Linked DNA regions of Homo sapiens: region 1 is linked to region 2. Evidence: chromatin contacts called from ENCODE Hi-C or POLR2A ChIA-PET data. All regions are on one chromosome and are shown on one strand. The core of a region is the stretch at or near the end of the contact, and the rest is flanking DNA. Distances in the headings are between cores, read along the strand shown. Region 1 has its middle 33 kb from the start of MIR4422. Region 2 overlaps USP24 (ubiquitin specific peptidase 24).

Region 1 (4,791 bases), core at 494-2,993, 120 kb after region 2:
AGAATCAGAAGTATTTATAGAGGTATGCAAATGATTAGTAGATGAAGCTTCCTTCCTTGCTGTTGTATTTTTGGGCAGAGCAGTTTAAATATTGTAGTCAATAAAAAAAGAAAAAGAAAAGAAGTATACCGAATCAAGTTTAAAAAAAGGAGATTTTTTTTTAAACTCTAGAATAAAGTGGTAAAACCAGCTTCTTTAAAACACTAAAACAAAAAGTAATTACTATCTTAAAGAGGGATTTATTTATTTACTTATTTATTTGAGATGAAGTGTTGCTCTGTCACCCAGGTTGGTGTGCGGTGGTGTGATCCTGGCTCACTGCAACCTCTGCCTCCCAGGTTCAAGCGATTCTCTTGCCTCAGCCTCGCAGTTAGCTGGGGCTACAGGCATGAGCCACCATGCTGGCCTAATTTTTTGTATTTTTAGTAGAGGCAGGGTTTCACCATGCTGGCCAGGCTGGTCTTGCACTCTTGAGCTCACTTGGGAGCATTGGCCTCCCAAAGTGCTGGGATTACAAGCATGAGCCACCGCACCTGACCGGCCAGGTTTATTTATTATAGTGTTCCTTTACTTAGAAGATGAGAGCTCTTAGGGGTGTACTAGGATAGCGATAGAGGGGCTCTAAATTTTCAGTATATTTCATAAAACATGATGGACATTATATACTTTAACTGCATATTTAAGCACCTTGGCAATAGTTTGATATAACAAAAGGATAGAAGGTCTTGGGCTCTGTTACCAGGTTACCTGGGTTTTTTTTTTTTTTTTTTGAAACAGAGTCTTTCTCTTTTGCCCAGGCTGGAGTGCAATAGCATGATCTCAGCTCAATGCAACCTCTGCCTCCAGGGTTGAAGTGATTCTCCTACCTCAGCCTCCTGAGTAGCTGGGATACGGGCCCCCCACCACCATGCCCGACTAAGTTTTGTATTTTTAGTAGATATGGGGTTTCACCATGTTGGCCAGGCTGGTCTCGAATTTCAGACCTCAGGTGATCTGCCCACCTCAGCCTCCCAAAGTACTGAGATTACAGGTGTGAGCCACCATGCCCAGCTACCTGGGTTTTAATTCTAGCTTGTTACCTAGTTGCACAGAAGGGAAGCTAAGCCCTTCTGTGGCCTTGTTTGTAAAATGGGGATAATAATAATGCCTACCTCAATGGATTGCTACCTAGCACATGATAAGGTTTCCATAAACATTAGCTACTATTAAGCCACAAAGCTGCATTGTTTTGACCTGGAATTATATCAGTTCAGCATGAATTTTATCTCAAGCAAATCAGAAGTATTGACAATTGTACAAGCTTCTGATTGCTAAAATATGGAGAAATAAATCAACCATGAGCCAATGCACTTTGATCAATAAAATCTTTGAAAATTATAGGAGAGAGGAAGAAGAGAGGGAAGGATAAATGACAGGGATCCTTGGTGATAAAATCTGAGGATGAATACACAAGATAGATATGTTTTGATAAGGACAAGAGGAGCAGGAGGCCTGGGCAGAGAACAGAAGTGAAAGCTGAAGCCATGACAAGCTTTTGCCAGAATCAGAGAGAGAGGGTCAATTTGTTGAAGTCTGGCTTCTCCTGAAGACAAATCATTGTCCTCCTGTACTCTTGGTGCTTTGGTTAGATCGCAACACCTGAACCCACACCAGGACTTGTAGGGGTGAAAATGTGTTTCAGAAAGCATCTATGCAACCTAGATGCCAGCTGGGGCTCCCCCTCCCTGGGAAGTCTGGTTAACCTCGACCTGAACCCAAACACCACAGCCTGTGACGTCACAAGTCCTCTTTGCAATTTCTCTCTTGCTCTGATCTCTTCCTCCACCTCACTGCTTTGTGCTCCCTGCCCCAAGTCAATTCTGAGGCAAAGTTCTGCCCTTCCACCAAGTTCTACAAAACCCACATGCACCAATTCTTTTGTGAGCTTAGTTTGCTGCTGAAGATGGCTGGGGCAGATGTTGCAGGTTGGGGGTCCCAGCCACAGAGCTTTCTGCCTTCTCCCAGTTCCATTTCCTCCATTTTTCTGGTCTCTTTCTCTTTCCTCCCTCTGGCCCCAACACAAGTGCCTCCCCTGCCTCACATAGGAGAGACATTCCAACCCAACCACTTAATGTATTTTGCCAACTAAGAGAGTTTACTCATCCTAAGGGGAAGTCTGTTTAAAGTGATTTTCCATTCACATAACAGGTGTTATTAGGCTAGACCAAAACATGTGACTATGTTTTATGCAAAAGAGTGCTTATAAATAATTTATAATTATTGGCTGGGCATGGTGGCTCATGCCTGGCCAACATGGTGAAACCCCGTCTCTAATAAAAACACAAAATTAGTCGGGTGTGGTGGCGTACCCCTGTAATCCCACCTACTCAGGAGGCTGAGGCAGGAGAATTGCTTGAACCTGGGAGATTTCAGAGGGCCGAGAATGCATCACTGCACTCCAGCCAGGGCAACAGAGTGAGTGAGACCCTGCCTCAAAAAAACACAAACAAACAAAAAACAAACAAAAAAAACTATTAAAAATATAAAAATGGTTATAAATAAACAGTGGCCTATCTGTGGAGTTTTGACAAAAGAGAACGCCGGTAGTGGCAAGGATCTAGGACTAAGAGTGAGACTATGGGGAGCCATTGAAGGATCTTAGTGTGTCTTCTGGGGAGGTCACTGTATGCCGGGCACATGACAGGGAGGCAAAAGTGGATGCAAGGAAACCACAGGCAGGAAACAAGAGGCTCAAGGATAAGGTTTGTTGGTGGCAGTGGAATGGAGGGATGGATTCAGAAGGTTGAGCTTATGGAAGTTAGTGGCCAAAGGATGTGGGAAGCTGGGGAAGGATTAAGAATTAGGGTGGCCCTTATCCTTATTGGCTTAGAAATTTACCAGTTGTAAAACTGAAAGTCATACATCCTGTGAGACCCCTCTGTCCTGAGCAAACCAGAATGGTTGATCTTTACTTAGGCTTATGACTTGAGAGAGTAGGGGGTTAGCAAAGCCATTCATCAAAAGGAAGAATATAGAAGAAAAAAGTTAGTGGAATGATAGGGTAGGAGGGGAGGTGGTGTTTGGTGATAATCGTCTTAAATAAAATGTGTTTGAGATGTCTGTGGGATATCCAAGTCATGACAATAGCATCATGGTCAGATAGAAGGACAAGGCAGGTGATACAGGCTTGATAATAATAAACCAACAAGCACAACCACCATCTAACAAAAATAGCCAAGATTACTGACTGCTTATTATAAGCCTGGTTCTGTTCTAAGTACTCTGCATTTTTTGGTCTCATTTGATACTCAGAGCAACTCTATAAGGTGGGAATTCTTATCTCCATTTTGCAGTTGAGGAAACTGAGACACAGAGATGATAAGAAACTTGTTTAAGGTCAAAAGTCAAACAGTTAGTCAGTGGAGGTGCTGGGGCAAACATCTCTGGCCAAAGATGTTCTTTGAAACATATTTTACGATAGCAAAATGTTAGACACATCTAAGTAGGAGGTAAATAGTTATATAAATTAGGATGCACCCAGAGAGGGATGAGTGAGCTCCATTTGTCCCCTGCTCTCACTCCGAGGGAAAGAAAGCCACTCTCCTCTTTCTATCTCCTGCAGAGGCTCCAGCTGTGCCAGTTTTGTTCTTTTCTGCCTATGCAGTGTCAGAAGGACAAGAAAGTGAGAGCAGAGATGAGGGGGAGCATTGAAGACGTTGGTTCTGATGCAGCTGTGGCATCTTGGGGAAGTGGAAGAGGGAAAAAGGGAAATTTTAAAAGACATATTCTTATTGCGTGAATCCCCTTCACAGCATTAGAAGATACAAACAAAGGTTTTAAGTTCTTTAGCTTTCTTTTTGCTGAGCCCAGTTTCTGTGATGGTGGCAGCACTCAGAGACAGGGCTGGGGGAACGGTTTTACCTGTACTGCCGCAGCATTGTCGCAGGTTTCCAGGGCAGCGGAGGCCCTAGAAACCATCTGAACAGGAAGGGCAAGGGGAGTCACCAGGAACTGAGAACTTACTATGTGCCAGGTGCTGGAATCCCACTCAAGCAGAGAGAAACCACAGCCTTGGCCTGCTGGGAGCTTCTGGCTTAGTTGGGGAAACAGATAGACATAAACAGTTGTACTATAATGCAGTAAATGAATAGGTGCTGGTCTACACAGCAGGATGCACAGGCAAGGAGGAGCTTCACTTAGGTGGCAGTGGAGGGGCATAGGTGGTCAAACAAGGCTTCCTGGAGGAAACAGCTACTGACCTAAGTCTTGAGAGAAGAGAGAAGACAGGAGAGGAAAGATATTCCAGAAAGAAGGACCTGTATGGGCAAAGGCGGTAAAGCAAGAAATAGCCTAGTGTGCCCTACCAGCCAGTTAATGTGCCCAGAAGAGCGAGCCTGAGCTGTGGAGTGGGCACTCCTGGGTCTGGGCAGGAAGTAGGGATTGGATAAAGAAGGGCCATGCCAGCCTGGTGCGGTGGCTCACACCTGTAATTCCAGCACCTTTAGGGGGCCAAGGCAGGTGGATCACCTGAGGTTAGGAGTTCAAGACCAGCCTGGCCAACACAGAGAAACCCCGTCTTTAATAAAAATACAAAAATTAGCTGGGCATGGTGGCACGCATCTATAATCCCAGCTACTTGGGAGGCTGAGGCGCTAGAATGGCTTGAACCTGGGAGGTGGAGGTTGCAGTGAGCTGAGACTGTGCCACTGCACTCCAGCCTAGGTGACAGAGGGAGACTCTGTCTAAAAAAAAAAAAAGGGCTACACCTAGGACCTTGGCTGGCATACTCTGAGCCAGCAGAGCCCCAGAAAT
Region 2 (4,883 bases), core at 1,467-3,966:
GAGAACATAAAGACAAGAACCCCTGCCCTCGTGAGGCTTCCCTTCTGCTATAATTATGTTCCATTCTACACTCCACCTCCTCCCCATCAAGCGTGGAATGAGACCTCAAGCCCTTCTTCCACTGCAGCGTTGTCCACTCTTTCCCTTTCTCACTGTGCTCCCCTCACACCAGCCACCTTGCTTGCCTTTGTACCTGTTCTTCCATTTGCCTGGAATGTTCTCCCAAGCAAACGTCATTTACCCTGTCACTTTACTCAAGTTTGTGCTCAAATGTCACCACCTCAGAGAGACCTTCCCTGTCCATCTTTACCTAAAATATTTTGTGCATTCCCATCTTATCACCCTCCTCACCAATGTATCCTGCTTTACTCTTATTTGTTCTTTACAATACTTAACCACCGCTTGACATTATATAATATTTATTTATATATCTGCTTGTACCCCACAGTTTCATTTCAGGTCTTTATTCTACATTTGTTTACCAAACTACCTTTAGAATGATTATTCATGCAGCTAACTCAATCAAGACTGCTTTATGAAAATAATAAGACAACATGAAAATGGCTGTAGTTCTTAATGTAAACCTACCTCGACAGTGAAGGTATCTTTGGTAGACTCATAGGTAACATTAAGGGTTAAAAGATGTCCATGAAATGAGGCACCATGAGGTAGAATAGTTCGTGGAACAGAGTAAAAATCCTTAAAAAACGAATAAGTCAAGTCAGATGGACAGCACCACTGATAAACACATCAAAAATACATATCTATGTATATATGATGAATGAAGATGCTTTTTTAAGAAAAGAGAGGCTAACTGGGTGTGGTGGTGTGTGCTAAACTCCCAGCTGCTAGAAAGGCTGAGGTGGGAAGATCGCTTGAGTCCAGCCTAAGCAACATACATCTTAAAAAAAGGAAGTGGCTTACCTCTATAGTGATCACATAGCGCTCTGCCAGAAGCAGCAATCTCTCAATTATTACAAGTTTAGTAGATCTATAGATTAAAAAAAAAAAGTATTAAAATGTATTTGAAGTGTGATGATCTGAGCTCAGTTCTAGTCTGTTTCACCAAAACCACAATAACAGTTAGCACTCACTGGTCAAAGACTGAAATTTGCAAAGATTAAACTTCCCTTTTACCCAATGGGGAGGTGGTTCTACAAGCTCACAGCTGTAGCATACAGATGGAATAAGGGAGAAGCCTATACCTCCCCATGTTTCCTTTCCTTTTCTTTCTTCTTTTCATTTCTTTAAACAGTTATTCCATAAATGGAGGACCTGGGTTTCTAGGCCTATCTGTCCATTAATTTATCAAGAATGAAATGAGTGAGTCTGACTTTATCTTATAACTAAAATATGATATACAATTCTGTGAACACATGAAATCTGACAAAGTTCTGAACTGCCTGAGAATTAGAAGACAAATGCAAATCAGTAAGTACGACACAAACAAAAGTTGCTATCTAAAAATGAGATCTGAGGTCTCTTTTGGTTGAAGACTTATGGAATCTTACTTATCATTTGAAATAATCAGACTGCAATATTCATCAGCTTATATAGTCATAGCCCCATACTTTACTAAAAAGAACATTACATGTATTAACATTAAGAAATGAAAATCCAAGTCCCCTTAATTTAAACATTTTCTATTCCAGAGAGTCTAGATATTTCAAAGAGGTATATTTCTAAAACTGAAAAGAGGTACTACCATTTTTTAACAATTGGTCTGGTATGCTGATTAGCAGTACCAAAAATTTCACTCTAAAAACAGCTGGTTAAACACATTTTAGCAGTTCTATTAAATATACTTAACAGAGTTCTAAATTATTCCAGTCTATGGGCAAGAACTAGAACTTGAAATTCAGACGAAAAATTTTTAGAAAATATCTAAGTCCATAATAAGTGAGTGAACTATTTTTTAATTATGCCTCAATAATGAATTAAATCACAGACAGTATTATGAAATACTGTACAGATGACAGAAACCCCCCCCACCCCAAGTTGGAACAATTATGGATACTGAAAAGTTCTTTCCAAACTAGTGAAATGAGATAAACTACAATGTTCTGGTTCAAATTCGACTTTGAAGCTATATATTCTTATTAACCCTATTTAGAGTTTATAATATTTTAAAATTATTATGTGGTTTTCTCTGTAGTCCACCAAATATGAAATGATTCCGAATAAAAAGCACTTAGTAAAGAGAAAAAAACAAAAAGCATACTCATTTAAAGAAGTAGGAGTTTGGACATCCTAACCCAATAGCACATAAATATACTTACATTCGAATTTATCAGATAAATGAACCATTAAGGAACTGAGTCATAGAGATGGCTACATATTACAAACACATAATTGGGAATTCTTAATACACATTTTAAATGAAAGTCTATTTGAGAAATACTTCCAAGAATGTGGGAATGTGAAAGTCATGTTAGTGTTCTTATCATGAGTTGAATCTATCATTACTTCTGCCATTTAAAAAAGAAGTCTGAGAAAGCTGAGTTTATTGGCTTCCTTCATATTAACAAAGTACAGTGACACAATACTCAACTCATTTTAAAAAAGAAGAATGGAAGAAAGGACTCATTGCTTTGATTCCCCTTTTTAAAGGAAGGCTTTAACAAGCAAAGGAATATCCCGTTGTGAATAAGAATAGCCATTCTAGAGTAGAGAAAGACTCTATGAGTACCCATCACTAGAGGGCAGCAGCAGAGTGAGGTAGGGAGAGCAAGTCCTTCTCAGAGCACTCGCCAGTTTTCTGGGAAATAATGACGTGGTGTTGCTTACCAGCAGAGGCTCATAAAAAACCCACAAAAGTATTTTAGTTACTTCCATCTAATGTTCCAAATTATGCATGGTTTCTCCTATATCTCCTATTCATGAAATCTGAGTTTAGTGAAATCTGTTATCAGAGAACTACAGCAGACACTAAACTCAAGATTTCATCAATATCTGAAAACTCAAAAAACAGCAATGTGATTGAGACAATGTCAGTTTAAAGTTTTCACACAAACATTTGGGGATAAAGTTCTCACTAAAAATTATTTTGAAAAATACTTTTATTATTTGAATAATATTTTAGTGACTATGATTATAGTCACTAATCATATGCAAGCATAATGCATACTTTTAATTAATCATCTTCTACTTCATTCTGCTTACCCTATTAATGCCCTGAGTTTGACTATTCAAGGAGAAAAGCTATATCTAAGTAAATATTTTTAACTTGAAAAAAAGTAGTTTTCATACAATGTATGTGTATTGCATTCTAAACAGTAAGTTATTCATACTACATAGAATAAAAGTAAAATGAATCAAATAAAAACTAAAACAAGAAGACCTGTCCACCAGGTAGAAGGATAGGGACAGGGAAGTACTCGGGTGGTCCTGGTGATGACCTACACACAGAACTTCCAAAGAGGCACAGATTCAGGGATGTATGATGGGGAACATGTAATTCTCAGGATTATGACAGCTTGCAAAAATTATGATATAAAATGAGGAAATCAATAACTGAGAAACCTACATAAAAAACACCAATCATTTTAAAAAACTGACATATGTGTGTTGTGTATTTTTCACTTCTGATCACTTACCTATAAGGAGACTGAACTGAGGTTGCTACAGTTGGCATGGCAGTTGCTGTAAGCATTTTTGTTGCTCTGGTCACAGCATGTGTTAGAGTGGGGCCACCAAGTGCTGAACTGGCTGCCTAAAAAATACCAAACAGTCATTCTCTATCAGGGTTTCTCAACCTGGACTCTAGTGACATTCTGGACAGGATAATTTGCTGTTGCAGAGGGCTGTCCTGGGCATTCACTGTAGGATGTTTAACAGGATCCCTGGCCTCTACCTACTTAGGGACCAGTAGGATGCTTCTAGTTGGACAACCAAAAATGCCTCCAGATATTACCAAATGACCCCCAGAGGCAAAATAAGCCCCAGCTGAGAACTAGTGCCCTATATATGTTAACACTTACATGGGACCTCATAAGGGGTATTCGAATACTTGAATTTTTTTTATAATGACATATTTGGATAGAAGTCACAATTAGGGAAATACCGTACATATTCTAGCACATATTTATCACCAGAAAGCTTAACTTATTGGAATTGGGAGGCAGTAGCATTTTATGCTTTTGGAACATTTTTGCTTAGATGTAAAACTTAAGCATATCAACTGAATATGAATGTTTAAGGCTTTAACCGTCATGCTGGAAATAAAAGAGATACATGTGAGCTAGCATTACACAGCAGGCTTCTAATGGACAAAGACAACCAATACCACCTACTACTAACTGTCTTGCTGTGGCCTTTAATAACATTTATGGTATAACTAGGTGAAACATGAAGAAAAACAAAAAAAGAAGCAGTGCTTATATAAAATACCTGAACAGGAAAAGAAAAAAAAGAAAAAGATTCTATTACAAATATGGAATGTATAGGTGACCTATTTTCTGAAGATAGTTCCTATACTCCAAAAGGGGAGGAAGGTGGATGGAGTGGGGAAGACAGGTGGTGAGAGGGAGAAAGATTTCCTATAGAGTACACTTATATACTGGGCAAACATCTGTTCCCTATGCCACAATATGGTACTGTTGATAAATTCTTCAATAGGATCCAGCCACAAACATCAACATTATAAATTATCTAAAAATATAAAATTATGAAAGAAAAAAAGCATTTACCTCAAAGAGATGTTAAATAAAATTTGCTACTCACTTCTAATCTTGTGTAGCAATCAGCAATGAATTTCTTATGTAAAGATACTGAATCCTGAAAGAGTATATGGAAATTACAATTAGTCCTTGACATTTAGTTGTAATCATTATTCAGGACAAAATATCAAAATAAAGAAGCCAATTTTTGGTCATGCCAAGGAT

The links. Hi-C counts contacts between places; a loop is a spot of excess contacts on that map. ChIA-PET counts read pairs that join two places held with the same protein, here RNA polymerase II (POLR2A). Pooled maps may share reads with other maps.
Region 1: a pooled map shows a loop between it and region 2 (6-fold over the local background). The contact joins two enhancer-like sites. A Hi-C loop is called at or near these places in 1 of 168 maps with a recorded cell type or tissue (heart right ventricle), 8 of 37 single-sample maps with no recorded cell type and 7 of 50 pooled maps. POLR2A ChIA-PET finds 5 or more read pairs at or near these places in 4 of 52 experiments (CD4-positive, alpha-beta T cell, HepG2, OCI-LY7 and 1 more).

What each region holds. Positions count from the first base shown.
Region 1 is chr1:55,256,433-55,261,223 of GRCh38, forward strand. No RefSeq gene overlaps it. Among named protein-coding and RNA genes, the nearest start is that of MIR4422, 33 kb to the left of the region's middle. Within about 2 kb of position 1,744, at least 4 of the 41 ENCODE cell types and tissues checked have a DNase peak (open chromatin) inside an H3K27ac peak, as active enhancers do.
Region 2 is chr1:55,138,020-55,142,902 of GRCh38, forward strand. It overlaps USP24 (ubiquitin specific peptidase 24), which reads right to left. Exons shown (of 68, transcript NM_015306.3): 23 at 4,723-4,776; 24 at 3,597-3,712; 25 at 925-991; 26 at 589-699. Among named protein-coding and RNA genes, the nearest start is that of USP24, 75 kb to the right of the region's middle. Within about 2 kb of position 2,717, at least 4 of the 41 ENCODE cell types and tissues checked have a DNase peak (open chromatin) inside an H3K27ac peak, as active enhancers do.